Regions from separate parts of the Homo sapiens genome. Here region 1 is linked to region 2. Evidence: read pairs that join two places in POLR2A ChIA-PET (ENCODE). Cell type or tissue: HepG2. All regions are shown on one strand. Links, peaks and the distances in the headings refer to the core of each region. The heading gives the core; the rest is flanking DNA. Region 1 overlaps EVA1A (eva-1 homolog A, regulator of programmed cell death). Region 2 has its middle 8.2 kb from the start of EVA1A.

Region 1 (16,017 bases), core at 4,253-12,252, 53 kb before region 2:
AGTTACACATTCAATGAATATTGGTTAAACAGGGAAAAATAATCACCCAAAACTCCTGCTCTGAAAAATATTACTATAAGCAAAGTCAAAAGACAAGTGATAAATTAAGAAAAATATCTGTAATATGTAACAGACACAAAGGACTAATATAGGAAAAGTGCCTAGAAAGAGTATTAAGAAAAAGATCAATAAAAAATGAACAAGACATATGGACAGTTCACAGAAAAAGAAATACAAATGGCTCTTCAACATATGAAAAATGGGGACTGGCACACTATGGCTCACAAGCCAAGTCTGCCCAGCCATATGTTTTTGTAAATAAAATTTTATGGAACACAATTTTGCCCATTCATTTGTGCATTGTCTATGTCTGCTCTCGTGCTACAATGCAAAGTTGAGTTGTTACAGCAGAGACTGGCTCACAAACCTGAAAATATTTACTGTCTCACCCTTTAAAGAAAAAGCTTCCTGACCTCTGATCTAGAGAAGCAGAAATTAAATAGCACTTAGATATCGTTCTTCATCTATCAGATTGTCAAAGTTCAAAAGTTTGAAAACACTGCTGCAGGGGCTTCTCATATATCTTTTAGGAGTAAATTGGTAAAATTATTTAAAAGATAAGTTATTAATATTTTTCTCAGTTGATAATTTACACATACTTTGTTCCCACAGTTCTTCTTTGGGGCACTTACTCTACAACAGCACTTGAACATACATGTCATAGTTATTTATTGCAGCTCTGTTTGTTGCTCAGTTTGGAAAGATTTAAACCATTTTCACTGGACATAAGTAAAGAACCGGTTAAACTATGGATGTCTATCTATATAATGGAATAATACATAGTTGTCTAAAAGAATGAGAAAGGTCTCCACATGCTGATCTAAAATATCTCCATAATATATTATTCAGTGAAAAACGTGAAGGGCAAAACAGTATGCATGGTGTGCTACCTGTGCATGAAATGGAGGAGGAGAAAACTATACCCTTGTATTTTCTTAATATCTGCATAAAGAACTCTGGAAGGATGCATAAGAGCCTGATGATGGGTCAAGTTTGGGAACTGGATGGAGGAAGCAGCTCTTGGGTAAGACTCCTTGCTACATGTCTTTTTATAATTATTTGGTTATTGAGCCATATTCATTCACTGATTAACTGAGCATCTGATGGGTGCCAGGCACTATTCTACATGCGCAGGATATAGCAGTCAACAAAAGAAACAAAAATCTCTCTTCTCCTAGGAGTTCCAGCAGGGGAGATGATACTAAACAAATAAATAAAATATATAGTATGGTGGATGATGGTAAGGTGATAAGGAGGAAAGAATGGGAAAAATAGGAAGAAGGATATGAAATGCTGAATGTGTGTTTTGGGGAGAAGTGGAGAGTGATGAGCAAAATTTAAGGAGAAGGTGATTTATTTGTTTATTTTAAAATTTTATGGGTACATAGAAGCTACACATATTTATGGGGTACCCAAAGGTGACTTTTGAGAAAAAAAAAACTTAAAGGAAATAGAAGAGTGAGCCAGGCAAATATGCTAAATATTCAAATCATTAAATTAAAATGAGTAATCATTCCATTTACTCTTTCTAACAACCTTGTTAGGAGTTATTAATGAGGTCAGTATTATTAATGATATTATCTTCATTATAAACTATCATATTCTGGTCCCAATGAGTTCCTTACAAACAATTAAAAAAGAAATCTTAAGTCCTCCAATCCAAGTGCTAATATACAGGGAAATAAAACATATGTGGGAGAGTGTGGGTGGGTGCCTAAGCCCATTGATTCGAGGTGGGGTAGATTGAGGAGAGATGACCCTAAGAGAGTTCTGCAGACTGGGAGGGAGTCAGCCAGTCCAGGACTAAAAGGGAGAATTCTTGGAAAAGGAAAAGAGTGTGCAAAAGCAATGAGGTAAGAAAAAACCTGGCAAGTGGTTTAGAATAACTGGAGCAGAGGTCTTGGTCAGAGAGGGTAGTGACTAAATAAAAGCATGGAGTAGTAAAGGTCAGACATTAAAAGCTCTGGTAAGCCACAGAAGGACCTTCAGAGTGGGATGCCTCAAACCATCATCAAGTCCTTTCTTCCTTGCCTGCCTCTGCTCTAGGGCATGCTTTCTCAACCTCAGAACTATTGATGTCTTGGCCCCAATAATTCTTTGTTGCAGGAGATTGTCCTGTGCATTGTAGGATGCTTCTCCACCCATTAGATGCCAGTAGCAGCCTGCACTTCTAAGCTGTGACACCCCAAAATACCTCCAGACATTGCCAGAAGTCCCCTTGCAGAGCAAAATCACACCTGATATGAACTACTGATCTAAAGATTGAAAAAGCTAAAATTCTCATTTTTCCAGCCTCCCTTGCAGCTAGAAATGACCATGTGACACAGTCCTGGCCAATGAAATCTGAGAGGAGATCTACTGGAACCTCCTTCCATTTTCTGCCTTTTTTGATCTTGAATCAGCCTGAACAACAGCAGCCATTTGGCAGCCATGAGATGACAAACACAGAAAAAAGGCTTTGAGAATCACAGAGATATTGGCCCCTACATTTTTTATTGTATATATTTAAGGTGTACAACCTGATGTTTTTCTACACATATGCTTTGTTAAATGATTACTCCAGTCAAGTGCATAAACATGTTCATCACCTTCTTTTTATTTTTTGTGTGGTAAAAGCACCTAAAATCTACTGTCTTAGCAAATTTTCAGTATACTATAAAATATTTTTAACTGTCATCCTCATGCTATACATTAGAACTCTAGACTTATTCATCCCAGAAAACTGCAAGTTTGTATCTTTGGACATACTTCTCATATCTTCCTCCTTGCCCGATAACTACTATTCTACTGTCTGTTTCTATGTATTCAACATTTTTTTTAGGTTTTATGTGTAAGTGAGATCATACAGTATTTTTATTTCTGTCTCTGACTGGGTATATACCCATAGGAAGTGAAATCAGTATCTTTAGAGATATCTGCACTCCATACTCATTGTAGCCCTATTCATAATAGTCAAGAAATGCAGACAACCAAAGTGTCCATCAATGGATGAATAGATTTTAAAAACTGTGGTATATTTACAAAATGAAATATTATTCGGCCTTAACAAAGAAGGAGATACTGCCACTTGTGACAACATGGATAAAGCTGGAATATATTACACTGAGTAAAATAAGCCAGACAGAGAAAGAAAAAGACAGGCCTCTACATGTTTGTGCTAATGAGCCAATGTTAGCAACCACCTACCTCCAGACTTCTTACTATGTGGGTAAGATAACGTCTATGTGTTTAGGCCACCAAGTTGAGGTTTTCATTTTTTGCAGTTGAAAACAATCCTGACTCTTAAACCACACAAAATTGTTTGGATTTTATCCCAGAGATAATGAGAATCCACTAAGGGATGCTAAAAAATAAAAAGAATTGCATCATCACATCCGAATTTTGGAAACATCATTTTGCTACAAAATATAGACTGTGAAACAAGATCATGGAGGCAAGACCACAGCAAATACCATTATGATAAGGCAGGCGAAAACATGATGGGGCTTGGAGCCAGTCAATCAATGATGGTGGGACTAAAGTGGACGCCATACATTTTAAGAGGCAAAATGAATCGACCCAAACCAGTTGGATATGGGCAGTGAAGAAGATGCATCAAAGGTTAAAAATCCTATTTCTGGATTAGGTGATGCCCTAGATGGGTATATAAAAGAAAGAGCATATTTAAAGAGAAGGACAATATTCTATTCTAGGCTGGAGTGAATTTGAAATGCTTATAGCACAACCAAATAGTTATTTTCAGGACACTTAGATAAGAAGCTCAGGAAGTTAGGAAAGACAGAGGTGTGATAATTGTCTACTATATGTATGGTATAATTCAAAATATAATATTTTAATAAAATAACATTTCTTATGAAGTAATATCAATGAATTGTTATTAAAAATACAGTTAAGCAAAAGAAAATTAAAAATACATATACCTTCACCTACAAAAATGTGGTTACCTATACATATGAATATACATATATAAATGGGATTATAATATATATGGTGTGTGGCAACAGGCTTTATTTACCTAGTAGCATGTCATAAACATCTATTTCAATTAATACAAATTTTCCCTAATATTTTACTACATGTATTATAAATAATTCTGAGATCAATCATCCTCACAGTAAAATTTCTGCCTATATCCCTAATTCTTTCCTTAGGAGACATTTCCAGAAGTGGGATTTCTGGCTAGCGTATGTGTTTTTAAGGGCTTTGATGGATATTGTCAAATTATTTTTTAGAGAGGTTGTAGCAATTCACAATTCCATCAGCACGATGTGTAAGTACTCATCTCCCCAGACTTTCTCCAAGACCAAAATTACATACTTAATCAGTCAAGTCTTTGAGAAATGTATAAAATAAAAATGTTAATCGCATTGCAGTTTCCATTTTGCATTTTTCTGCCAGAATTTGAGCTGTTTATGTTTTATTGATAATTTGTATTTCTTCTTTTGCAAACTGTTGATTCTTGTTTTTTGTCCACTTTCCTTTTGGGACACTTTTATTGATTTATAAAAGCTCTTTATTTGTTATAAACTTTAACTCTTCTTCATTAATGTTTCATTTTCCCCTAGTTTGACACTTGTCATTTACTTGTAGGGCCCATTGTGGTAAGCAGATATTTACAATTATTGGAATGGTCAAGGTTTGAAATGTTTGTTGTGAAGAATGGGCACAAGATGTGTCCAGAAGTAAACAGGGAGATTAAGGTATGATGTGAAAAGCTCAGCTGAGATTGGAGACTATGAATTTCTAGTGGCTTCAAATGGCAAATTATACTGGTGTTTGATAACTTGTACAGAGTGAGAAAGGGTCACTTTTCTTAAGTCATCTAATATGAACCCTGGCTAGATTAGAACTGGAAAGTAAAACCAGTCCTTGCCCAAAGAGAAATCCAATCAGAACCTTAGTCCCCTTCTTTTTACATAAAATCCAGAGACCATCAGGCAAAACAAAAACAAAATATCAAATATTTTAAAACTCAACCAGCAGAGGAGCAGTTTGGTCATTCAAACCATTGAGCATTTTCATGTAATTTTAAATGCCTCCTTTTATATAAACCGTATCTGTTTCCAATAAATGATCTTGAGAAGAAAGTCAGCCGTCTTCCTAAAGAGTACAACTTTGAAGTAAAAAAAGGGCGAATATAGACTCTCCCAACTCACGTGCCTTCTTCTGTCTCCATCTCTCCCACAAGGTTACCAAGCACCTTAGACACCCCCCTAACAAAGAACACACACACACACACAAGAAAGTGAGCAGGATTTACTCAGAGTTGGGGTTTCACCTACTGGTTTACTCAGAAGCTACACAAAAGAATAAGGCAGTTATGTGTATTAGCAAATGTGTTGCTGAAATAAGGGACCACGTGGATAGGAGAGGAGGCAACAGATGCACTGGGAGAAAATACGAGGGGCCAGGGGCCCTGCGGGGTTGAAGATCTGATAGAGCAGAATGAGGACATGAGACAGCTACAAGATTAGGACATTTTCCACAATTTTCTTCCATCATACTTTTCATCATTGCTTCCAATCCATTTATTTGATTTTCTTCACTAAAAACAATGGTTATTTGTATCTTGAATATTTAAATACATATTTGAAATTTTCTTTATTAATTTCACTTATAATCAGGGAGTGTTCCCCATTTCAGAATAGATTTTCAGTCACTGAGTCTACACACTGCATCCAAATTTTATTTTAGCCACACTGCTTTTCCATTTCCTTGTGTTTTCTTTTTATCTCAGCCCGTACTTACTTAAAGAAGCATTGTCTTCCTGCATCCCAAGTAGTATTTAATTCATGAGTATGGGGCAGGAAGGAGGAAGTTTGGAGGGGAGAGAAAAACAGGGCCATGTACTTTTCAGCCTTGACAAGATCACAAGACACATGGTAAACACAGGACTATTCAATGAGTTACCACTTTCAGTGGTCACAATTCAGGGTCATGTTGACTGAAATGGAAAATTGCCAGGTACCTCCTGTGCTGATCAGAGATCCGAAGTGCAGTGCTGTTTGCTCTCATGCGAGACATATTTTTGTGACAGCTGATTCACAGGTATCCTTTGGGTCTTTGGAAACTACAGACCCTCTCTGCCAGCCCCACTTCATTTGGGGGATAGCTTCACTACAGAGCTAAGGAAATTATGCTTCAATTGCTTGTGAAAACGATGTCTGAATTTCAAACCTCTCTTCCAGCTCTTGTGTCCTTTCTCTCCAATGTTGCCTTGAAGCAAGAGCAAAGATGAGATTCCTCTAATGGGTGAGTGCCTGGAGAAGGAGGCCCTGGACTTCCTTAACGGGGAAGAGGAGCTGACTGGTGACCTAGGCCTTCACTGATCTAAGAAGGCAGAGCCCTGGACCTGAGGCACAAGCAGACTACATGCTGCAGCTTGCCCAGAACAAGACCCTGAGCAGTCCTTTTTTTTTCTGAAATCAGGTTGCGCGTCATCCAAGATCCTCTTACAAAGAGAAGCCATGAACTTCCTTGGCTCATGGAACCCTCCACTTGGCTCAGAATTGCCACTGTAAATCATAATGTCAGGTTTGCATTTCAACTCTTAGACCACCATGTGTCAACCCTGCCTAGAGAATTAGAAAGTAAAACTAGTCCTCGCCCAAAGGAAATCCAATTGAAACCCTAGTCCCTTCCTTTTTATACAATATATCCAGAGACATCAGGCAAAACAAAACAAAACAAAAACAAAAGAAAAGTATCAAGAAATTAAAAACTCATTCAAGCAACAGAGGAACAGTTTAGTCATTCAAACCAGTGAGCATTTTCATGTATTTTTAAATGACTCCTTTTATATGAACAACATCTGTTTTCAAGAAATGATCTTGAGGAGAAAATCAGCCATCTTACTAAAGAGTGCAACTTTGAACCAACGAAGGGACAAATATCAGACTCTTCCATACTCCGCATGCCTTCTGTCTTCATCTCATCTACAGCTTCGTCAAATACCTCAGAAAGGCCCCAAACACAGAACATATAAACATATACTCTCTCTCCCACACACACAGTCTCACACACAGGCAGCCTGTGTGAGGTTAACTGCATAGAATAACCAGGCTGAGGTACTCCATCAGCCCCCTCCTTGGTCAGAGTTAATGCATAGTGACAGAAGCCAACAGTAGCCCTGGGCCACTTCAATCACTCACTTGAGCAGCTAAACATTTTCTGCAAGACAAAGCTCTTAGAACCCTTCATTTTTCAAATTAGAGAATGACAAGCTTAACTCCCAACCTGGAGACCTTTCATCTCAAAGCTCAGCAAAGCAGAGCAGTAGCTTTGATTACGTAGTGTGTCTTTACTGAGAATAAGGCCAGAGATGGCCACCCAGGAGACAACCTTGGACCCAGCCCCAGACCTCAGTCCTGGCCCAGTGGAAACCAGGCACCTACCTGAGACAAAGGAATAGGCCGCTAGGATGTTGCTGAGCAAAGCCATCTCCACGTGCTCTGGGCTGTGGCTGAGGGGCAGCCTCATGGGACATCCAGAGGGGACCTCCTGGAGGTGCTTGGCTGAATCAACGTGGCCACTCTCCTTCTTCTCTTCTGTTTGGGAACATAAAGTGAGTGATAAGAAACATTCTGCTGTCCTGAGGCCATGTTCCAGGTAGCCTGGACTCCTAAAGACATATTTTTGCAACAGCTGATTTGCAGGTGTCCTTTGGGGCTTTGGAAACTACAGACCCTCTCTGGCCAGCCCCACTTTTTTGGGGGTATAGCTTCACTATAGAGCTAAGGAAATTATCCTTCAATTGCTTGTGAAAACTATGCTTGCAAAAACTAGCCAGGCTCCTAAAGAAAGACCAGCGAGCTCTCCCAGCCAGTGGGGCCACAAAGATTTGGGGTCTTGTGCTCTTTGTTCAAGCGAGCTTCCTGGCTTTCAAGGAAGTAGAAACTCCTTACATCCCTGATTTTCCTGACCTTTCTCCTTTCTCTGCCCTGTATCTTCCTAATTCCCAGTAAACAATTCCCCCTTACCACTTCTGGAACTCTTTATTTGATTCTCCCTGGTTCACCTTTGAGGCACAGCCCATCGGGTTCAAATCATCGTCACATTCATCACTGCGTTTTAACTACAAGCCACAGCCCTCTCCTCTCCTGCTGTGCTTTCCCGGGAGCCTGCACTGATGACACTTGTGTACCTTGATCAGTTTGCCTCATCCCTCAGGTCACTAAATGTGTGCCTTTGGCAGTGGTTCAGAGCTGGCTATCCCAGAACTGCCAAAGCAGTTCTCATTCTAAAATATCTACAGGAATTTGAGAGCTCGAGCTGCTCCCTGCCTCTAGCTCCATGACTCCACCTGTGACTGTGATGGGCCAGTAGAACACACACATGGCCCAGACTGCCCATCCATAGAACCATCCCACCAGGGATCAGAACAGGGACTTGGGATCTCAGTGCTCCAGCCTCTGGCTGGAGGAGCACATCCTCTCCCCAGCTGCTGCAGCACAAGCCTGGCATTAGCATTGCCCAGTTACTCAGCAAAGGCTTTACAGAGAGCTCCTGGGCACGAAGTGGGAGAGAGGTGGCAGAGACCCAATTCGATGCTGCTATGAACTGCTCATGAACAGCTCATTCGATGCTGCTATGAACTCAAGGCAGGCAATTGAGTCACAGAGTGTAGAAGGGTGTCAAGGCTTGGAGAATGAACCTGGGATCTCAGTGGGTCACAGATATGAGTAACATGGGCCACAATTAGAAGGCCTGGAGAGCGGCAGTTCCGTGAGGTAAATAGAATGGGCTATAACAGAACACTCTCTGGCTGGTAGATTTCAGCAGGCTTCAGGAAAGACCAAAACAAGAAAACACCAACCAACTCACAGGCACAAAGAAACAACCATAAAGTCCTTGGAGCGGCCAGAGGCTCTGAGAGTGACAGGAGAAGGAGTGGGAGCTCCAGGGACTTTGAAAAGAGACTGGCTGCTGTTAAGGGACCCTTGAGCCGCTGAGCCAGAACACAGCGCCTCTTTCAACAGTCATTTGTGTTCCTAAAAGGTGGCAACTGGATGATACACGTGAATGGTGAGAGCCATCAAACTGAGTTCAGAGGCTGTTCTACAGATCTGAGGACTTCAAGACCCAGGAAAAGAGTGAAGCTACTGGAATATGTCTGAGTTTGTAGTGAGCCATGTGTATTTCAAAACCATTCCCTCCTTCCTGTCTCCACTAATGTTACCAGATTGCAAGTCTTATCATTTTATTTCTGGGAGTTTTGCAACAATCTCCTACCTGGTCTTTCTGATGATACCTCCTTCCTTCTCAATATAGCACCCATTCTTATTAACAGGGTCATTTTTCTATAGTACAAATATGATCACATCACTCCACAACCCAACTCTAATGAATTTCCATTGACCTCTTAACACAATACACATCCACTTTCACAATATCTGACCTCTGCCTTACCTCCTAATGTATCTCCTATCCAAGCTGACAGTCACACACATATACACACAGATAATAAGAATGCTTAGAGCTTCAACAATACTAGATTACTTTTAGTTCCCCCAAGTAGAGCAAGCTCTTTCACCTCTTCATGCTTTTGGTCACACTCTTCCTGTTGCCTAAATGCCCCCCTTCTCTTCATCTGTCTGGCAAATGTTTCCTATAAGAAAGAATTCAGAAGTTTTATGGCAGTCCCAAAATCTCAATGATGTTTTTGCAGAAATAAAAAAATCCATACTGAAATTCATATGGAATCTCAGGGGACCCCAAACAGTCAAAACAATCTTGAAAATTAACAAAGTTAGACATCTCACTCTTCCTGATTTCAAAACTTATTATAAATCTATAGTAATCAAAACAGTGTAGGCCTAGCATATAAAAACAGACATGTAGCTTAATGGAATAGAATAGAACATCCAAAAATAAACCCTTACATATATATATGTTCAAATTATTTTTGCAAGGGTGCCAAGACCATTCAATGGGAAAAGACTGCCTTTTCAGCAAACGGTGTTGGAAAAACTGGATGTCCACGTGCAAAAGGATGAAGTTGGACCCTTACCTTACACTATATAAAAAATTAACTCAAAATGTGTCAAAGACCTAAATGTAACAGCTAAAAATTTTAGAAGACTGTTAGAAGAAAACAGGGGTAAAGATTCATGACATTGGATTTGACAATGATTTCTTGGATATGACACCAAAAGCACAGGCAACAAAAGTAAAAAAAAAGAAAAGGACTCTATGAAAATTAAAAACTTCTGTGCATCACAGGGCACAACAGAGTAAAAAGGCAACCCACAAAATGGGAGAAAATATTTGCAAATAATATATCTGATAAAGGGTTAATATCCAGACTGCTACCTATCCTAATTCCTAATATCAGAACTCCTACAACTCAACAACTAAAAACAAAGAGCTCAATTTAAAAATGGGCAACAGACTTGAAGCAATATTTCTCCAAAGATATACAAGTAGTCAATAGGCACATGAAAAGATGCTCCACATAACCAAGCATTAATGAAATCAAAATCAAAACCACAATGAAATATCATCTCATACCCGTTAGGATGACTACTATCAAAAATCAGAAAATAAGTATTGGAACCCTTGTGCACTGTTGATGGGAAGGTAAAATTGTGCAGCCACTGTGGAAAATAGGATGACTATTCCTTAAAAAATGTTTAAATAGAATTATTGTATGACCCAGCCATTCCACCTCTGGGTATATACTGAAAGGATTTTAAAGCAGAGACTTGAACAGAATTTGTACACCAATGTTCAGAGCTGCATTATTCACAATAGCCAAAAGGTGGAAGTAACCCAAATGTCCATCCACAGATGGATGAATAAATAAAATGTTGTCTACACATACAATGCAATATTACGCACAGCCTTAAAAAGGAAGGCATAAGCATGGATTAAACTTGAGGACATTAGGCTAAGTGAAATAAGCCAGTCAAAAAGGACAGGTATTATATGATTCCACATGTATGAAGCACCAACAGTGGTCATATTCATAGAGACAGAAAGTAGCGGTTGTCAGGAACAGGAGCAGGGAAAAGATAATTATTGAACAGGGTACAGGGTACAAAGTTTCTGTTTTGCAAGATGAAAAGAGTTCTGGGGAAGGATGATGGTGATGGTTGCACAATAATGTAAATATACTTAATGCCACTGAACTATACACTTAAAAGTAATTTAAGATGACGAATTTTGTTATATGTATTTTACCACAATTTAAAAATTGTGTTGGTGAGGTAAAACAGGGAATTTTGAAGGTTACTTTATTTAAAGAATCTTGCAATCAAATTTTGGTTTTAAGTTAATAAGAATGATGGCAGAGTTATCTTTTAGCGGTATTAAATTTGAAGTCAATAAAATTCTAATTCATATCACATTATGATATGGCTTAATTTTAAGTAAGAGATGTTATTGCATTTATTTTTAAAAATTGGATTGTAAATAAGTGTACTCTACCATATTTATAGATTAACAGGAAAAAGATCGTATGAATAGATGAAAAAATGTATTTGTGTAAAATTTAATAAAAAATTCATGATTTAAGCAAAGGAAAGACCTATTGCAGTGAAGCCCCCTATTAATCTTCCAAATGCCTTTCTTTGGCTATCAAAGTGTCCAAATATTCTTCTAATATTGTGCCTATGATATTGCAATTGGAACTGAGTGTCCCCTGGTATGTCACCCCCATACATAGTGTTCAGGGGGTAATAATCTCATTATCCCTTTAGCTACCTGGGGAGAGGTGGGGTGTCAGGAGCAGAGAAGTTTCTGGTAAGAACAGTTCATCTCTGATGATGTTGGCATCAGCCAGTAGAGGTTCTAAAACTTGTTTGGCCCCAGTTGGCTTCTCAGACTCTGAAAGAAAAAAGAAGCAGCACAAAAACCATCATATACCCAGGAGATCACATCATACCTTAGACCTGGTATGTGTGTGAACCCAGCAGAGAAGCTTTGGTGGCTAGTGTCTGGATCCTTGGAAGGATGAATAGCATCCCCAGAGAGGAGAAAGCCCATTGACAGAGTGTAATCTGGAATTTGAACTAGACAGCCAGATAAACCAGTCTCCCAGGGTCATACCAGAAAGGATGCAAGAGGTAAAAGATCAAAGAAACATGCTTCCTCTCTGCTCCTGTCAGCCAAAATCCACAAAACAGCTAGTGTGGGATGTCCCAATCTGGCCCCTCATCAGTGAAGTTTGCAGGCCAGCCTCTCTGGAACAGGAAGGGAGGGAATTCTGTTTCCTTCTAGCAATGCCCAGATGGGCCATGAAATGAAGTCTCACACAGCTCTGTAGGAACTAGAATCCTGGAAATGCTGATATGTAGATTCCGACACCCTATGCCTTCCTTGCTAAAGTGTCAAGGCCTCTGCTAGGCCCAGGTAGGAAATCTCCTCTCTGTGTCTAGCTTCACTTAGAAGCTTGCAGGAAGAATGAAATCAGTCATGGAGCTCTGAGCATTGAGCTGTCCCCACTTCACGTGTGCACACTCATTCATTCGTCATCATCACACCCTTCCAACTACTGTGGCTTCCGACTTCTGCTTATTGATTACTTTATAGAGACACATCTCAGCTATTTCTTCCCCAAAATGGATTGGTGTCACTATCCTACGTTAATTTTACAGGTCAAGAAAATAAGGGCAAGAAAGAAAAGGAAACTGGAAGCATGGGATGGGTAACTGTCTACAGACTCATGTACCAAAGTGCAGAAGTAGGTCTTTGAGGCCCATTGACCTTCCACTCTACACTGGTGAAAACTATCAGGCACTGACCCTAGGACAGTCACAGGGAGTCTGAAGAGCAAAAGCTCAAATGGAAAAACAGTCCTTATATCACCGGCTGGGGAGAGGATACACATGGCCCCAGAGAAATAACTGAGCTGAGAGAAACCCCGATTTTCTTTGTAGCACTGATAAGCACCTGGGGATGATACATCTAACATGCCAGCCTGCCAGCCACTTGGCTTCCACTGCCCCATCAACCTTCCCCTCCCAACCATCACAGTGAATCATTTCCAGAGATGTATCCTGGACCTTGTCATCACCTGGAAAGGTTTTACCTCTGAATACTGGGTTGTGAACTCCGTAAGGGCAGGGACCATGCCTTAATTCTTATCTTTGTTCTCAGAGTTTCCCACAATAAGTGCATAGAGCTAATGCTCAGGGACTGTTTGCTGGATGAATGACTCACACTGAGAAATCTCACTCTCCAATCGGAACCTCTATCTTACCTCTCTGATGTGGTTTGGCTGTGTCCCCACTGAAATCTCATCTTGTAATATAGTTCCTATAATCCCCAACTGTTGTAGGAGGGACCCAGCTGGGGGGTAATTGAATCATGGGGCAGTTACCCCCATGCTTCTGTTCTCCTAATAGTGGGTGAGTTCTCATGAGATCTGATGGTTTTATAAGGGGCATTTCCCCCTTTTGCTCAGTACTTCTTGATGCTGCCACGTGAAGAAGGACATGTTTGCTTCCCCTTCCACCATGATCCTAAGGCCTCCCCAGCCATACAGAACTGTGAGTCAATTAAACCTCTTTCCTTTATAAATTACCCAGTCACGGGTATATCTTTATTAGCAGCTAGAATCTGCTTTATTAGCTGAGTATATCTTTATTAGCTGAGAATACTGCTATGCACTCTCCATACCTGAATCAAAGTAAACGTGCTCCCCAAGCTCTCTGAGGCTTCTATCTTCTCATCCCCTCCCTGCTCACTCAGTTTATCACTGTCATCCTAGATTCATCTTTTCTCTGCACAGCCTGGCTACTACAACTACACTACATGCTGCTCTCACCAGGACCCTTCTGCTGCCCTCTCCTCAACCTCACGCCTAACTCCCAAAGCACTCCAACCCTCACCTGCTTGCTCTCCTCCCTACAGGCTAGTGCTTCTGAAAAAATATAATCATTCATATTTGCAGCATTGCAAATGCTGAGTTTACAAAATCAATGGAGGCCCCCAGTGCTGCTAGGAAAGCTTACATGTATGTCCCTGACATCTTACTTTCTCACTTTCTCATTCTTCAATCTTCTCATTCCATCTTCTCAGCTTTCCAGAGAAATAGAGGGCACCCTACATGAACTCTAACTTTCCTCCCTTCCATCTCATTCTGACCTTCCTTCCTTCTGTCTCTAAGGAATTTTCACCTGTGCTTTCAAATTATTTCCTCCTTCTTCCTACAGGACATGGTTCCATTAATGAATGATTCTTCTTTGACTTTCCCTTTTCTGGCTGATCTCCATCTCTCTATATAAATAGGTAGGCAGATAGATGGATTGATAGATAGACAGGTAGGTAGATAAATAGATAATATGTATATAGAGTGATTACATATATATGTATAATTCTCTTTCTCAAAATTTTAGTCTTTCATTTTCTCCTCACCTTCTTGCCCCATATACAAAATGCATATATATAAACACACATACATATATACATTCTATACTTATATACATACATATATAAATATACAATGTATATATGTATGTATGCACGCATGTATATATGTATGTGTACATGAATATCTATTGTTCTTTCTCAAATATTTGCTTATTCTTTCCAAATCACTATCTCAATCTCTCTATCTTTTGATCTACTGCCCTTATCTCCTTTTATCTACTATAAACTTACCTAATTTCCCCCACCTTTAAGCAATCTTCCCTTTGCTCAACCTCCACTGTGGTTTCTTATCACCCATTCTACTTCCCTTCACAGCCATACATCTTCATAGGAACTTATATTTCCTCTTTCCATTTCTTCCATCAGTCCCTCCTTGGCCTAAAATATCTGGCTTCCTATCCAGCCTGTCTACCAAAGCATTGTTGGTAAGGTGGCCATAGTGAAACAATCAGCTTTGTGCTTCTAACGATTGCTCCAGCATGGAGACTATGAGCTCCTGGCTGTTGAGGGGGCTCTTGTGTTCCATCCTTCTGCATTTGTGGTAGCTAACACAGTTCCTGGCACATAAGTGCTTTAAAACAAATTCTGTCTCAATGATGGGAGTCAAGGTGTGTGAGGCTAAGATTGTCAGACATGGGCCTTAAAACAGAATGAACAATGTCCTCAATGACACTGATATAACTCCTGAGACCTCAAGAAAAATCTTTGTCTTGATTTGAACATAAAAGGACCAGGGTTAAGAAATGATATGGTCCTAGTCAAGACTTACGTGGTGGTGGCCACAGACCACAGGAATACCAATGCTGTTACAGCAGGGCTCTAACACAGAGCCTGAAGCCTTCACTTAGCACTATGCAGAGGTCAGTACCAAGGGTGGTTCACAAAAAGTTTCTAACTTTAACACACTGTGATGCTGTTTAGCCTGGAGGCTGCCTACCTTCCTATCCCAAGGCAGAGCTTGCTTGTCTTAAATCAATAAATATTTATTAAGCCCCACCAGAACCGTTTATTTAGCAAGCAATCTGCAGCTACTAAGGAATTGAGAATTCTCTGAAGGAAGATCCACATCTTACTCACCTCTGTGCCCAATGATTGACTCATAGTGCTTCCTTTGAATGAATAATCCAGAAATGAGCAAATGTGGTCAGCGATCTACCTACCTGCACTGCAAACAGAATCAAATGTAAATGCGATGTAAATTAAGTGGACAGTTGGGAAAAGAATAATTAATTTCAATAATAAGGTAGCAATGCAGAGGACCCATAAAGACTTCATAGAGAGGTAACATTCAAATTGAATGTTGAGCAACTGCATATTAATTTAACTACTGAGTATTAATTTAATAAGGAATTATACTAATAGTCCACATTTTTTGAGACCTTTCTCTTCAACCAGATAATTTGCTAAGTGCTACTTAATTTAAGTTTCATAACAGTCCCATGAGGTAGATGCTATTATCCTTGTTTTTCAGATGGGAAAACTGAGCTATGGAGAGGTAAAGTTGCCTAAGATCACCTAGCTAGAAAATGGTAAAGTTGGAATTTAAACTTAGTCAGTCCAACTCCAGTGCTCTTAACTTTGAAA
Region 2 (13,420 bases), core at 5,269-13,268:
CTCAAGAGCTACTTCATTTTACCTTGAAATGCTGCTCTTCAAAAGGAAAACAACACCTATCTGTAGATGAAAACGTAAAGACAGGTTATTCCACTCTCATGCAGAGGCAACTGGTCTGGTAGAAAGGGCCCTTGTTTCCTAAACTAATCAGGGAACAAGGTTCTAGCCTCAGACAGCACTAAATTACTCTCTGAACTTGAGAAAGTACTCCCCTCTCCGACCTCTGTTTCCTTATCTGTAAAAAGAATACATACTTGCCTGACTCCAAATTCCACACTCTGGCATGCAAGGGCCATCATCAGAGCTCCCCCTAACTCTCCAGCTTTCCAGCAGGCATATGGAGAGGCTGTGATGAGAAGCGGGGTTTCCTGATGTAATACTACGTGTGTTAGCCAAGGGCACAGCCCTGTACGAATATCAGAGATCAGAGGTTTGTGTGCCGAGTACAGGAGCACACATACAATCAGTGCTCAGTAAATGTGTGTTGAATGAACTAATTAGTAAAGAAATAAATAGATAGGGCACAGGTGCCAATAGGTGAGCACAGACTTTCTATAGATGGGCCCTAATCTTGAGCCTACTTATTTGCCCCCAGGCTGGAGAAAGGACACCTGGAAGCACTCTGACCCAATCTACCTTTGGATTTAAAAATACTACCACTACTAAGAACTGCTAATATGTGTTGGTACTTAGTACGTGCCAGTCACTGGGCTGTGTCTCACTTATAAACATTGCCTCATTTTATTAAAATGAAGCAGATACTGTTGAACCCCCTACACTTCAACAGATTTCAGGAATCACAGGTATGGAGAGACTAGAGCTGCCATCTAGATTATCTACTTCTGGTTGTGCAGCAGGACAGAAGTGCATCCGTTGCTAGCCTGAGAGCCCCTCTTGGGGTTCCTACGGGTCATTCTCCAGAACATGCATCCCTGCATGAAGGCCAACATTGAGATAAATGACTACTTAAGGATCCTACAGAGGTAGATTCTACCAGGAGCTATGTCAGAGGACCTATGGGTTATGGCTGCACCTTGGAAAGGAACCCCTCAAAGCTACTAACTTCATGCTTGCATGCACACGTGTGTTCATGTGTGTGTGTATGCTTTTAATGAGAGCCTCATAGATACCGAACTCTACGCCAATCCTTTCCACATACATTTCTTTTAATCAACACAGCATCTTGATTGGCTAAGTATTCTTGTTCTGTTATTTTATAAATAAGAAAACTGGAACAACATGAAGATCTGTTCATCTCTGTAGCCCGTTTCTTAAGTATACATTCTATTGCATTGTTGTTCCTGTCTACCACCTCTGCCCACCCCCATTCTATGGAGGCAAGAATCTTCACTTCAAGTCCCATTCGCTTGTTATGGTTACAAGTCATCAAAACTCTCTGTGCCTCATTTTCCTACCCACAAAATAAGTTGTCTTTGATTGCTCTTTTTTGAAGGTACCGTGTGTGGCTTGACACTCTAGGCTGAGAGGAGATGAGGAGAGATAACCCACAGACTGTTAAGAGAAACTGAACACTGGGGTGATTTATTCTAAGATGAGAGGGCCCATTGCTTCATTAATGGCAAAATTATTATAAAAGAGGGAAATAGCTATTTTCCATTTCTAGGGAGACATATTTATGGAACAGTGCCAAATATCAATTAAGACCTTAGGTCAGATGTGAGAAAGGGGCATTAAGCCTCTGCTAGACTAGGGCAAATTCTCAATGGCTACCTTTTGAAGCTCCCTATCCTGGTCTCATAGGGTCTGCTGGATAGACCTTCAGGGTGGAGGTGGTCAGGGAACACAGGAGAGGTTGGAACGCACAGGCTGATACAGGAAGGGCAGAGGAGTAGGGAGTCCATGTGCACAGGCACAGCGTACAGCTCCAGTTCTAACCAGAGATGAAGAATTAGAGGAAGAAAAGGGTTCATCCCAGGAAACTAGGATCTGCAGCTCAGGATCTCAAGTAACCACTTCATGCCCGGTTCTCGGCCCAAGGCTGATAGCTGGGGCTCTCAGTGTGAGCAGCCTTGCAGATGTGGGCAGGTAATGCCAGCAGAGTGCACAGGGCTCCCATGGCGCTGGTGGTCAGAGCAGGGAACCACAATCCGCCCACACTGATGTTGTGGCCAACAGCACATCCAGTTCATGGAAAAAGTCTAGAAGCCAGGGCCCCTTCAGCTAATACAAAGATGTGATAGTTTTAATTCTCAGTGAGTGGAGGCTGTGGCATTCCCTCAGTGGCGCAAATGTCGTGATGACAAGATTTGATAGGAGGATCGTGTTCCACCCATGACACCACTGAGCACCACCGATCAGCTACTGTTAGACAAGACTCTAGCCACATTCCTATTGCTTCTGCTTCCAAAACTCCATCTGCATTTGCATAGCAGTAATTTGATGATTTTACACAAGCTCATTGTGGCAAATATTTACTAGTTTTTGCTTCAAACAGAAATACAACCTCAGACTTTGATTACCCCCATTTTACTGATGAACAAACTAAGGCACAACACCCAAAGGCAGCCAAAAACAAAAACAAACTGAGTCACCAGCTGAGTGAAGGTGAAACCCTTAGACTCCTATGGTTTACCCAAAAATGATGAGCTGCCAAAGGCACCACAAGATGCTTGCAGTGAGAATATGTCCCGATATGTCCTCACCCAAAATCATCTGGCACTATGTAACCCGTGTGTCTATCAATGCAGTTCAGCTTAACTGTCATTTCCTGGAGACTGCTCGCCCTTCACAGAGAACTGTCCTAGACACCATAGGCAACCTTGCTGCACGATACACTCAGCTCTCAGCTGGGGCATGTTCTGAAATCACAAGCTGGGCTCCAGATCAGACCAATTGAATCAGAATCTCTATGAGTAGGGCTTTTTTTTAAACCTTTCCAGATAATTACAATGTGCTGTTAGGATTGAAAGCCACTTCTATAGGAAATGCAGAGACAAATTCCAAACAGTAAGGAGCTCAGTCTAGTAATAGATGATCTTCAAACGTCACCAGGAAAAGGAGAACATCAAAACTGCTCTCCTGTGTGCGGAGTATTAAGACAATGTCAAACAGACAAAAATCCCTGGACTTTTCTCTGCCGTAAGTGACTGAAATCATCCTCATGTGGTAGGATGTGGGGATTTTCCTACCCCACAAGGTAGGAAATCTGGTTTTGTCCCAAGAAAGTACAAATGATTGAAACCAGAATCCTTGCCTTCTTCCACTATGGCACTGCTATTTACAAGAAGCCTTCAAACTTCCAGCTCTTATTAATTCCAGAAGTAGTAAATGATCTCCAGGAGTGATGGAGCAAGGCAGGCATGTAAAGCAAATAATGAAAGACAAAGGAAATTGCCTCATGGCCTGATGAGAGGCTAATGGATGTGCAGACAGAGACACCAATGTGTCACCATTAATGATGTCACTTTAGGAAAATCAGGAGGCCGAAAATTTTTTTTCATGCTTTGCCCTACAGTTATTTCCTATCTATTCATCTTAACAAAAGTGAATTTGAAAAGAAAATGTATACTTGTTTAAAATGTTAGTTTGGAGAAATGAGGACAACCTTTCTCTTTTTCTCTCTCTCTCTTTCTCTCTCTATCTCTCTCTTTCTCCAGTTGTCTCACCTTTGGTATTACATTTCCTGGCAAAGTAATGGGACTTCTGTTAAGGTCCACGGATAGTCATTAACCAAGTGGCATTTACATTCATTCATTCCACGACAGCCTGCTGAAATGAAACTAGTCATTTGATAGTATTAGCTACTAACATCGCCTAGACACCAAAGGTCAAAGAATGCAGTATGCCTTATTTATAGTCCAACCTTTTGCCAAATTTTTATAAGGTCTAATGGATGCATTTAATTGCCAAATAAATCAATGTTGACAGTTATACCCCCTCTGCAGTCCTAGATTCCAGATGTAGACAACCAAATTATAAAAACCCACGTTCTCCAGGCCTTGTCTTTTTTTTCAGAAAGCAAAGTTTTACCTGTACAAAGGAATATGAGAGGATGCCAGGAGCACACGTCAGTCGTTCAAAAGAACTTTTCATGGAACTAAGACCTCTAGGGAATATAAGCCACACAGCTAAGTTTCCACATGTTCTCATCACTTCTCTCACCTTTTTAAATGTAATGTGCCCGAAAAGGATGAAATATTGAGTAAAAAGCAGCAATTAAGTATCCTCTTTATCTGTTCTATTGTGGAGTGGGGGTTTATCTTGTTGAATTATTTCCTCACAGGCCCTAGTCAGAAGAATAGAGATTTAAATACTCCTGGATCAAACACTTTGTCTTGCTTGGGGCAATAGAGTAGAAATCAAAATATTTCTCTAGCCAGTTGCTGCTGCCCAATACAACATTTCTTCTGATTAATGATAGGTTTTTAATCAAAACATATTCACCATTTAAAACATAAACATAGCTTAGTATAAAATTTGCTTCTTTATTTTTTTTTCTATTTTCTATAGGGGAATTCTCATGCCCAGGCTGACACCTCTTCTACATTTTTCATCTTGGCTAACAAGGTTAAATAAGCATAAACAGAACTTAAACAAATCATCCATACACAACACTCTCTTTCTAACCAACAGGAAGCCACTGTAAAATTGAGAGATTTCAATGATAAAAAATGAGACAACGGAACTATGAAAGATGCCTAGAGAAAATGCTAATAGTTGTTCTTTAAGAAAATTCAAGTTAGATCCCAAGTCACAATATACATGGGCCGCAAAAAGTTGTCAATAAGATAAATATTTTTAAAATAAGATAAATCTATTTTTATATTGAAAATACCATTGACTCTCATTATAAAATTGAGATATCACACTACATTTTAATCTCATGACCTGTTTGAAAAATTACCCTGCATGTCTAGAAAACTATACATTTTTAGAGAAAAAGGATACATAAGAGTTTGGAATAAAGTATAAGTTTTGAGTTAAAATAGCTCAACCTCATAGCATACCTGAACTGGACACTGAGCCCTATGTTAGGGTTTCATTATGAGACTGCCTGCAACTCTTCCAAATTCCTCAAAGACTTATTTTCTGTAACTCTGTGAAAGTTGTCAACCTGAGAAATTAAGAGTGATTTGGTTTGAAAGATAAATGGGCAAAACACAGGACAGACAACAAATCATACCGAGCTCTTAATCTCCCTGAAGAGTGTACACTAACCAGAACAGATTATTGAAGGGGTCCCAAATTTCTGAAACCCGCATAGTTCATGCTTTTAATCCATTCTTCCATTCATAGATTTCATGGTTGCAAATTCTAGAACACGGTTTCCTTATGCACAGGTATGCTAGATCTAATCAAACCAACTGGATGGCAATGTGTTCATGTCCCCAGTGCCCAAATCGGAGTGATTTCCATTGCTTAAACCAGTGTCCGCGACCAGCAACCAGTCGGTCTCCTGTGTCTGAACACATCTGATGGAGTTTGGGATCTACTGTAGATGTAAATGAAGAATCTAAGATTTTGATCCTAACAGAAGAAGAGCTAATAAATGAAAGGCTGATTCACTTGCTTCATTTTTAGTCCACACTGGGAATCTGTTAAATTAGCAGGTTTGATTAATGTATTAACAATACAATACTCTTGATTTATTTTAAATGGCTTGCTATACTTCCCAGAAGCATAAGGTTTACTTGTAATGAGATGTGCAGGGCAACAGAGCTTCCTATGACTTCAAACTCCCTGGGCACATGGGAAGTTTGGTCTGGGGGGCTTTTCTCTGTGCCAAAGCCCCTGCTTGCCAGGCCTTTCCTCCTCATCCTTATTTCCTCTTTCCTTCTCTTTAATCTTCCCACTGTCTCCTTCCTCTGCCTTGAACATACCTGAAGCTCCCCCATGTTTATGTTAATAATGTATTATTATTTGATAATGAATAATAAATCATTGTTACCAATCAATAATTATTATTAAATAATTAAGTAAAATTTAATAATTAAAGGATATTGTTTAATATTAAGTAATAATTATTAGATAATAATAAATAAATAATTATTAAATAAACCTTCAAGATTCTGGACCCATTTCTAGATATTGTCCTTTTTTTAATTTTTATTTTATTTTATTATTTTGGGAGTACAGGTGATTTTTGGTTACATAGATAAATTCTTCAGTAGTGATTTCTGAGATGTTAGTGCACCTGTCACCCGGGCAGTATACGCTGTACCCAGTGTGTAGTCTTTTCTCCCTCACCTCCCTTCCAACCTTCCCCCTCAAGTCCCCAAAATTTATTATATTGTTCTATGCCTTTGCATCCTCATAGTTTGGCTCTCATTCATAAGTAAGAGCATACAATATTTGGTTTTCCATTCCTGAGTTACTTCACTTAGAATAATGGCCTCCAGCTCCATTCACATTGCTGTAAAAGACATTATTCTGTTCCTCTTTATGGCTGAGTAGTATTCCATGATGTACATACACCACATTTTCTTTATCCTCTGGTTGGTTGATGAGCACTTAAATATGCAAAGATATGGAACTATGCTTTCACATCTTTGCAATTGCAAATTCTGCTGCTATAAACATGTGTTGCATGTGTCTTTTTCACATAATGACTTCTTTTCCTTTGGGTAGATAACCAGTAGTGGGATTGCTGGATTGAATGGTAGTTCTACTTTTAGAACTTTAAAGAATCTCCGTACTGTTTTCCATATTTACTTTCCCATCAGCAGTGTAAAATTATTCCCCTTTCATCACGTCCATGCCAACATATATTGTTTTTTGACATTTTAATTATTTAATTTTAATTTAATAAATATTTTAATAATTTTTAATTATTTCCAGATACTTTTATTTATACTTCACTCTTTTCATAACCAAACTTCTCAAATAAATGGTATTCACTTGCCTCACTTTCTTAATCCCCTTCAATCCTCAGCTCACGGTAGTCTGGTTTTTGTCCCCAACACGCCACTGAAACTGCCCTCATTAAAGTCCCCCATGGCTGCCTCCTGCTAATGCTCCTCATCTCCCTGCAGTACTTGCTGCTGTAGCCACGTCCTTCTTCACACCCCCTCCTCCTTTCACTTCTGTGCTTCTCCATTTCCTAGATCCCCTCCTACCTTTGTGATCATTCCTCCTCTGTGACCTTCTTTAACTGGCTTTGCTTGGTAACAGACACATCTGTTCGCATCACTAAAATGCTTCAGGGGTTGCCCACCTCTTACAAAATAAAATCAGGTCTCCATAGCATGGGCTGCAACGTCCTTCAGGGTCAGCCGCTACATATCTCTCCCAACCATTCAGTACCAACCCATCTTCTGCTTCAGCCATGTCAACCTTTTTGCAGTTTCACAAACAGGTTATGCTATTTCACGCTCCTGTACCTTTGTACAGAATGTTCTTGACTCCACCCCCATCCTCCACTAAGGAATTCCAGCTCATCTTTTAAGACTGAGGACAAAGGTGAGCAATTCTGGGAAGCTTTGTCTGCCCCCAAACAGAGGCAGCAACCCCACCTGAGTCCTGGGCATCTGTGACACATTTTCACTGTAGAGCTCTGCACCCTGTTACGTCTCCCATATCCGAGTCCTGTGAGGTCAATAGGTTCTTGTTCATCTCTCTGTCTCAGGTTTGCACACTCCACCTACCACATGATTAGGGTGCAAGAAATGCATGCTTCTTTTACTTCTCTAATTTAACATAATTTGCCCTGAGCTTTCTATTCATTTCATAGAAAATTTTAATCTCAGTTATTACTGGGGCATGTCCCCTCCCCAGAGTCAGACGGAAGTCCAGTGTCAGGTAGAGGTGCATGACGCAGAGCATGCAAAGAGACTTTGTCTACCTGGTCACCATATCCAGGCTTGTTTTCCAAAACAGCATGGAACCCTGAGGCAAGTTCTTCTAAGGCTTGGGCCTGGGGATTCTTTTCACAGAGGTTCTCAAGGTCACAGACTTCAATGTTTAGTTATTTCTACCCCAGTGCCACTTTCAGCCCCTCAGCTGCCCTCATTGTTCGTGCTGTTGGAAAGCAAGGTCCAGATGATCATACTTCAAGGGCACCCCAGTGACTCTGTTCTTTCTCTCATTTTCAGAGACTCCCTCAGTCTCCAGTCAGGGTGCACACCTTCAGAAATGCAAAGCTCCCACTCCTGCCCATCACAGAGCAGCATGATTCTCCTCAAGGTGCATAGGGAGCTGAAACAAAAACAGAAATAGGGATGTCTCCTACTGGAAAACCTGTTTTCAGCCCCGCAACGAAACAGCTCTCAAAGACAAGGGCATGACAGGGTCTTGCTACCTTTTTGAGGCAAAGAGTACCCTCAGTGAAGAAACCAAGACATAGGTAAATATCTCGATAAATTGCTCTGCCATAAAACCACCCATGAATTTCTTTAATTTCTTTAATTACTTAATTAAAAGCAGAAATGGCCATGAAAAACACAAATGGAATTGCTCTCCCAAAGAAAGACACCTCTACCTGGCAGCCCTCGCCACTAAGCCTAATCCTCCTTCTCGTTCCTTTCCTAAGGAGGAAGCCCTAAAAGGCCTGGGATTCCCTGTCTGTGGCCCAGGAACACTACTCACATGGCCAAGTTTATTTGAGCTGCTGACTTGAGCTGCTGACTTGGGCTGCTGACGCAGGGTATTTGCAGCAGCTGCACTAACCCACTTTTTCTCATGGATGATTTTAATCTCTTTAATTTTTGCCCAGCCTGTGAGAAAACTGAAAGCGTGGTTGGGAGGGGGCGGGAGATAGAAGTTACAGGTCATGAGCTGAGTGGCAGCTAAATCCTGTGGGAGGAAGCAAATGCAAGTGTAATCCTTTCAGGAAAACAAGTATTACTGGAGAGGAGAAAGCTGCCAATGTAACTTTGTTCCAAGAATAAATAGCACATTTTCCCTCAGTGTTTGCTTTTCTCTCTTTGATCCCCTTGAAGCCCTCTGGAAATGCCTGGCCAGCAATTTTTCTCCCCTCTGAGGCTGGGGAGAAGGAGCCACAAGCACTCACTTGAGATTCCTCAAATGAAGGCATACAGAGGGGCTCCCAGGCAATGCTGGAGCATGAGGCCTGTGGAAGCCCTGGATCCAGACGTCGGTGTGAAGTTTAATTACCACAAATATGCCACGGTGTTTGCAAACATGCAGTCATCATGCCCAGAAGCAGTTAAAAAGGGAATAATAATAGATAGGGTATACATGACTAAAGCCACTGGGAGCCATGGGAGTTTGAAAATGGGAAAGGAAAGGCAAAGCTCAAGTGGGTTAATGTTTAGCTTTGGTCCCAAGCAAAATAAATGCCTGCACACAGTGAGGCTGACAAGAGCATGCCCTCAACACGGGGAGTTTATGGCTCAAGTGCTCTAGAAACCACAGTCCTTAGTTACTCACATAGTTTCCCCTTCTTTTCCCAGATAGTTTTATTCCAAGGGAGTTGCAGGCAGGGCAATGCCAATGAAAGATGAAAGCCGTGCCATCAGATAGACTTGCATTCAGTCTTGGTTCTCCCACTTCCCACTTACTAGTTGTACTAAGCATGACAAGTTAAGTACTCAGCGTCCTCTTCTGTCACATGGGAATAATAATACTTCTCTTACAGGATGGTCATGAAGAATATATGAGATGATGGATGTAAACATTTAGGATCATGCTTGACTCTGAGTGTTCAAATATCAATTCCCTTCCACCACTGCCACCCCATAGCATCATTCAAATCAGAAAACACTTACTAAGCACTGATTCATGGAAAGACTGACTTATAGCAGGCTTATGCAGGAAGCCAAGTATGAAACCCACTCAATAAGAAATGACATTCGAAATGAAGATTCAAGCCTGAAAAGTGCCAAATAACAGGCAAATGTGACGTCATAAAACTGCACATGAGACCCTGATCAATGGCCAGTCCTGACAGTCTGTCTTAGGAATCCCCCAGAGAATTGAGATAGCTAAGTAAAGCTTTGTGGAGAGGGCTGGGCTTGCTTTGGACAGAGCAGCAAGGAACAGCTAGGAAAAGGCAATACACTTATTTGACTTAAGTAGGTACACCTTAAGGGATTTTGGGGAGATATCTGGAAAGGAAATTGGGAAGTTTGGTGAGTTAAAGATGATGAAAAATTCTCCATCACTCTGCCCATTGACAGATAGAGTCTATGTCTCTTCTTGATTCTGGGCAGATTCAGTGGCTGCTTAAAAAATAGTACCTGGCAGGAATGATGCTGTGCCAGTTTCAGACCTAGCCTTGGAGAGAATCAGTAGCTTTTGCTTCCTGCTTCTGGCTACTTCTGCTCTGTAGACACTGCCTCTTAGAATCTAGCCACCATGCTGTGAAAAACCCAAGCCAAATGGAAAAGCCATGTGTGACTCTTCAATCAAAAGCCCAGCTGAGCTCCCAGCCAACAGACAGTAATAAGAACAATCACGTGAGTGATCCATGTTGTATATTCCAACCCAATCAAGCCCCCAGATGACTGAAGTCCCATTTGGAGAAGAAGAACCACCCAACTGATCCCAGTAAACCCACAGAATTTTGAGAGATAATAAAATGTCACCTGCTGTTAGACACAAATTTGGCGGTGGTATATTATACAACACTAGATAACTGACACAGGAAGGGATTCGTGGGAGGCATTGAACATCAAACACCATAGTCTAAATTCATCACCATCATCATAGAAACTATTAGCAAATGATCACTAAATGCCAGACACTATGAGGTAAGTTTTTATAACTTTTAAAATTTAACCTGCTTATAAACCAGGTTAAGTAGGTACTATTATTCATACTTAATAGTCAAGTAAACTAAAATTTAGAAAGGTTTAAAATTTGCTCAAGATTTTACAGCCAGAAAATAGTAGAGATGGAATTCAAGCCAGTTATATTCTGAACACTCTCAAATCTGCCATCTTGTTTCTACAAGGTGAATAAGCAATGGGTGTACTGATAATCTTGACAGATACAAACAACTCTCCAGCTGCAAATTGTCAACCAGTTTGAAAAACCACAAGCTGCCTGGGCTTGTCAAATAATTCCATGCAAAACAATGGCAATAGGTTTAACTCTCATTGTTCAGTGACTATATAGGTATATAAGACAATTTGGGATGAATAAAAATGATGAGTTTATTGAGGAAAATAGAAGCCACTTGTATTAGTTACCTATTTCTGTATAATCACCCCCACAAAAACAAAAACAGTAGCTTATAAAAACAATGATCACTCATTATGTCTCATGGTTTTGATGGATCAGGAATTTAGGAGTGGCTCAACTATGAAGTTCTTAGCTTGGGGTCTCTCAGGAACTTGTAGTCAGTTGTTGGCTGGGGTTTAAGTCATCTGATGACTTGCCTGGAACTGGTCCACTCCAAGGCAGCTCACACCTTCATCTGGCAAGTTGGTGCGTGTTGTTGGTGGGAGGCCCCAGTTCTGCATCAGGTGGGCCTCTCCAGAGGGTTATTTGAGTGTCTTCATGGCTTGACAACTAGCTTCCCACAGAGCAAGTTTTCCAAAAGGCAGAAGCCACAGTGCCTTTTAGAATGTAACCTCAGAAGTCACACATCAACCCTTCCACCTAATTCTATGGATTACCTAGGGTCATCTCTGATTCAATGTGGGAGGGGACTCCACAAAATCATGAATACAAGGAGAAAGCAATCATTAGGGGCCATCTTAGAGACTGGCAACCATACTTCTCTATCTATTCTAAGTACTTTGGCTTTGAAGCTTTAAAGCAGGACATTTGAGGTTTTTATAGGTGTCTGTAGGGCTAAGGAACAAAGATTAAAGAAGTCATTTGGGATGACCCCAGCCTGCATTACCAACCTAAGAAATTCTGAAGCAATCATTTGAAAGCTGTTTCAAATATCAGAACATTTTAGGAAACTCCTACCATCTATCTCAGCCAGCAGCTCTGAAGTGAGAGATTCTCTAGAGGGCACCGCTGGGCTATCTCAGGTTCCCACAGCACCAAAGAAGGTCATTCACAAGGAAGTATCCTGAATCAGCTGCTAAGAACCTTATATCTGCCTTCTGCCTCTGCCTACAAGTACTTCCAGAGAGTGTGGCCTTTCTCACTTCTCTGCCTTTCCCTCTCAGGCAAATCCCTCCCATTGACTGACATCAATTTAAGATCACAAGAAGCAGAAGATTCCAGGAAATGTCATTCCTGGCCTCTTACTGGTGATGCAGGGAGTCTATGGAAGTAGGTGGTGGTGATGCTAAGCTGAGCACAGGTAATCTCGCACAGACTTGGGGGAGTTTCCAGCCAATGAAGCATGTATGTGCTACGCATTTTGGCTTGAAATTCTCCCTCTGCTCCAAAATAGTAATAAACTGTAAATATATAAATGTATATATGAAAATGGAAAAAAGCATTTCCATGAACAAGACAGTAATGAACAGGAGATGAAGCTATGAAGCTATAGATCCCAAAATTGGAAGATATGCTTAGAATTCTACCCCTTTAAGTGGGTCATGTCCTGAAGGGTGATGGGATTTACAAGCACCCTGTGCCTGAGAAATGATCAGAGTGGAGCTCCGTCCTGAAAAGAAGGTTACTGAAAGATGAGGCCACCGGCTAAGGCTATGGCTTGTTCAAATGGCATACTTACGGCCTTATTCCAAGTGATTGTCACTCATCCCTAGTCTGAAAAAGAGAAAGGCCTTATGTGTATCATTTCCTCACTGACATCTACCACTTCCTTATATTAGCTTCATCTTTTTGACCCTCTCCCCAAATTATTTTATTAGACTTGCCAACATATTTTACTGACATTTTTGCTCCTTGTTTTTTACATCCCATTTCTTTCCTGTGAATTTACATCTCCTCTTGCTAAAGTACATCTTTTCGTAACTCCTTCAAGGGTTTATAAAAGGTAAATGCTAATAATTTTTATGTTTCTGAAAATATCTTTATTTTTTCCCCTCTTGTAAAATAATTTGGGTATAAGATTCTAGGTTGACAGTGATATTCCTTCTTAACTTTGAAGATGTTGTTCTATACCTCCTGGCATCTGTTGTTACTAATGAAATGTCTTTTGTTAGTCTAATTGTTCTTTCCTTTTTCTCTATTAACTTTTAAGAATTTCTCTTTATCCTTCTTAGTCTATTAATATTAATTAATTAATATTTCTGATTGTGAGTTTATTTCATTCTGCCCAGCACCCTGTGTGTTCTTATACTCATAAAGCTCATGTTTTACTTTAATTCTAACATGTTATGATTTCTTATAGTATCAATTTTCTGCCATGTGTCATTTCTTTTATTTTGTACTTTTTAATTCCCTATTTAATTTGTGTTGAAAACTTTTACTTGCCTTACATGTCACCTTATTCGTTTTTTAAACAACTTTTTAGCTCTCCGTGTGATTCTCTGTGTGATTTAGAGTTCTGTGTGATTCCTAACAAACTATATCCCAGCTGACCAATTATCTCTAAAGAGTTTCCAATCTAGAGTTTATCCCATGTGTT

What was found. Peaks named below come from ENCODE experiments on the same cell type or tissue, not always from the same donor. Only the 100,000 strongest peaks of a DNase experiment are listed, where the experiment ranks them.
Region 1: POLR2A ChIA-PET joins it to region 2 with 58 read pairs; 6 of 35 experiments call an interaction of 5 or more read pairs at or near these places.

The regions. Positions count from the first base shown.
Region 1 is chr2:75,510,602-75,526,618 of GRCh38, forward strand. EVA1A (eva-1 homolog A, regulator of programmed cell death) reads right to left here. Exons shown (of 4, transcript NM_001135032.2): 2 at 11,764-11,886; 3 at 7,455-7,607. The coding sequence starts at 7,539. It overlaps EVA1A-AS (EVA1A antisense RNA), which reads left to right and starts at 13,467. Exons shown (of 3, transcript NR_110281.1): 1 at 13,467-13,550. RefSeq lists a silencer at 5,961-6,050 and an enhancer at 12,471-13,670. In HepG2, for the core only: no CTCF peak of the experiment used is centred there; DNase peaks (open chromatin) are centred at 6,000, 8,210, 11,090 and 12,150.
Region 2 is chr2:75,562,400-75,575,819 of GRCh38, forward strand. It overlaps a transcript of EVA1A not described here. Among named protein-coding and RNA genes, the nearest start is that of EVA1A, 8.2 kb to the left of the region's middle. In HepG2, for the core only: a CTCF peak has its summit at 11,889 (motif pointing right); DNase peaks (open chromatin) are centred at 8,792 and 9,222; H3K4me3 peaks cover 1,859 bases.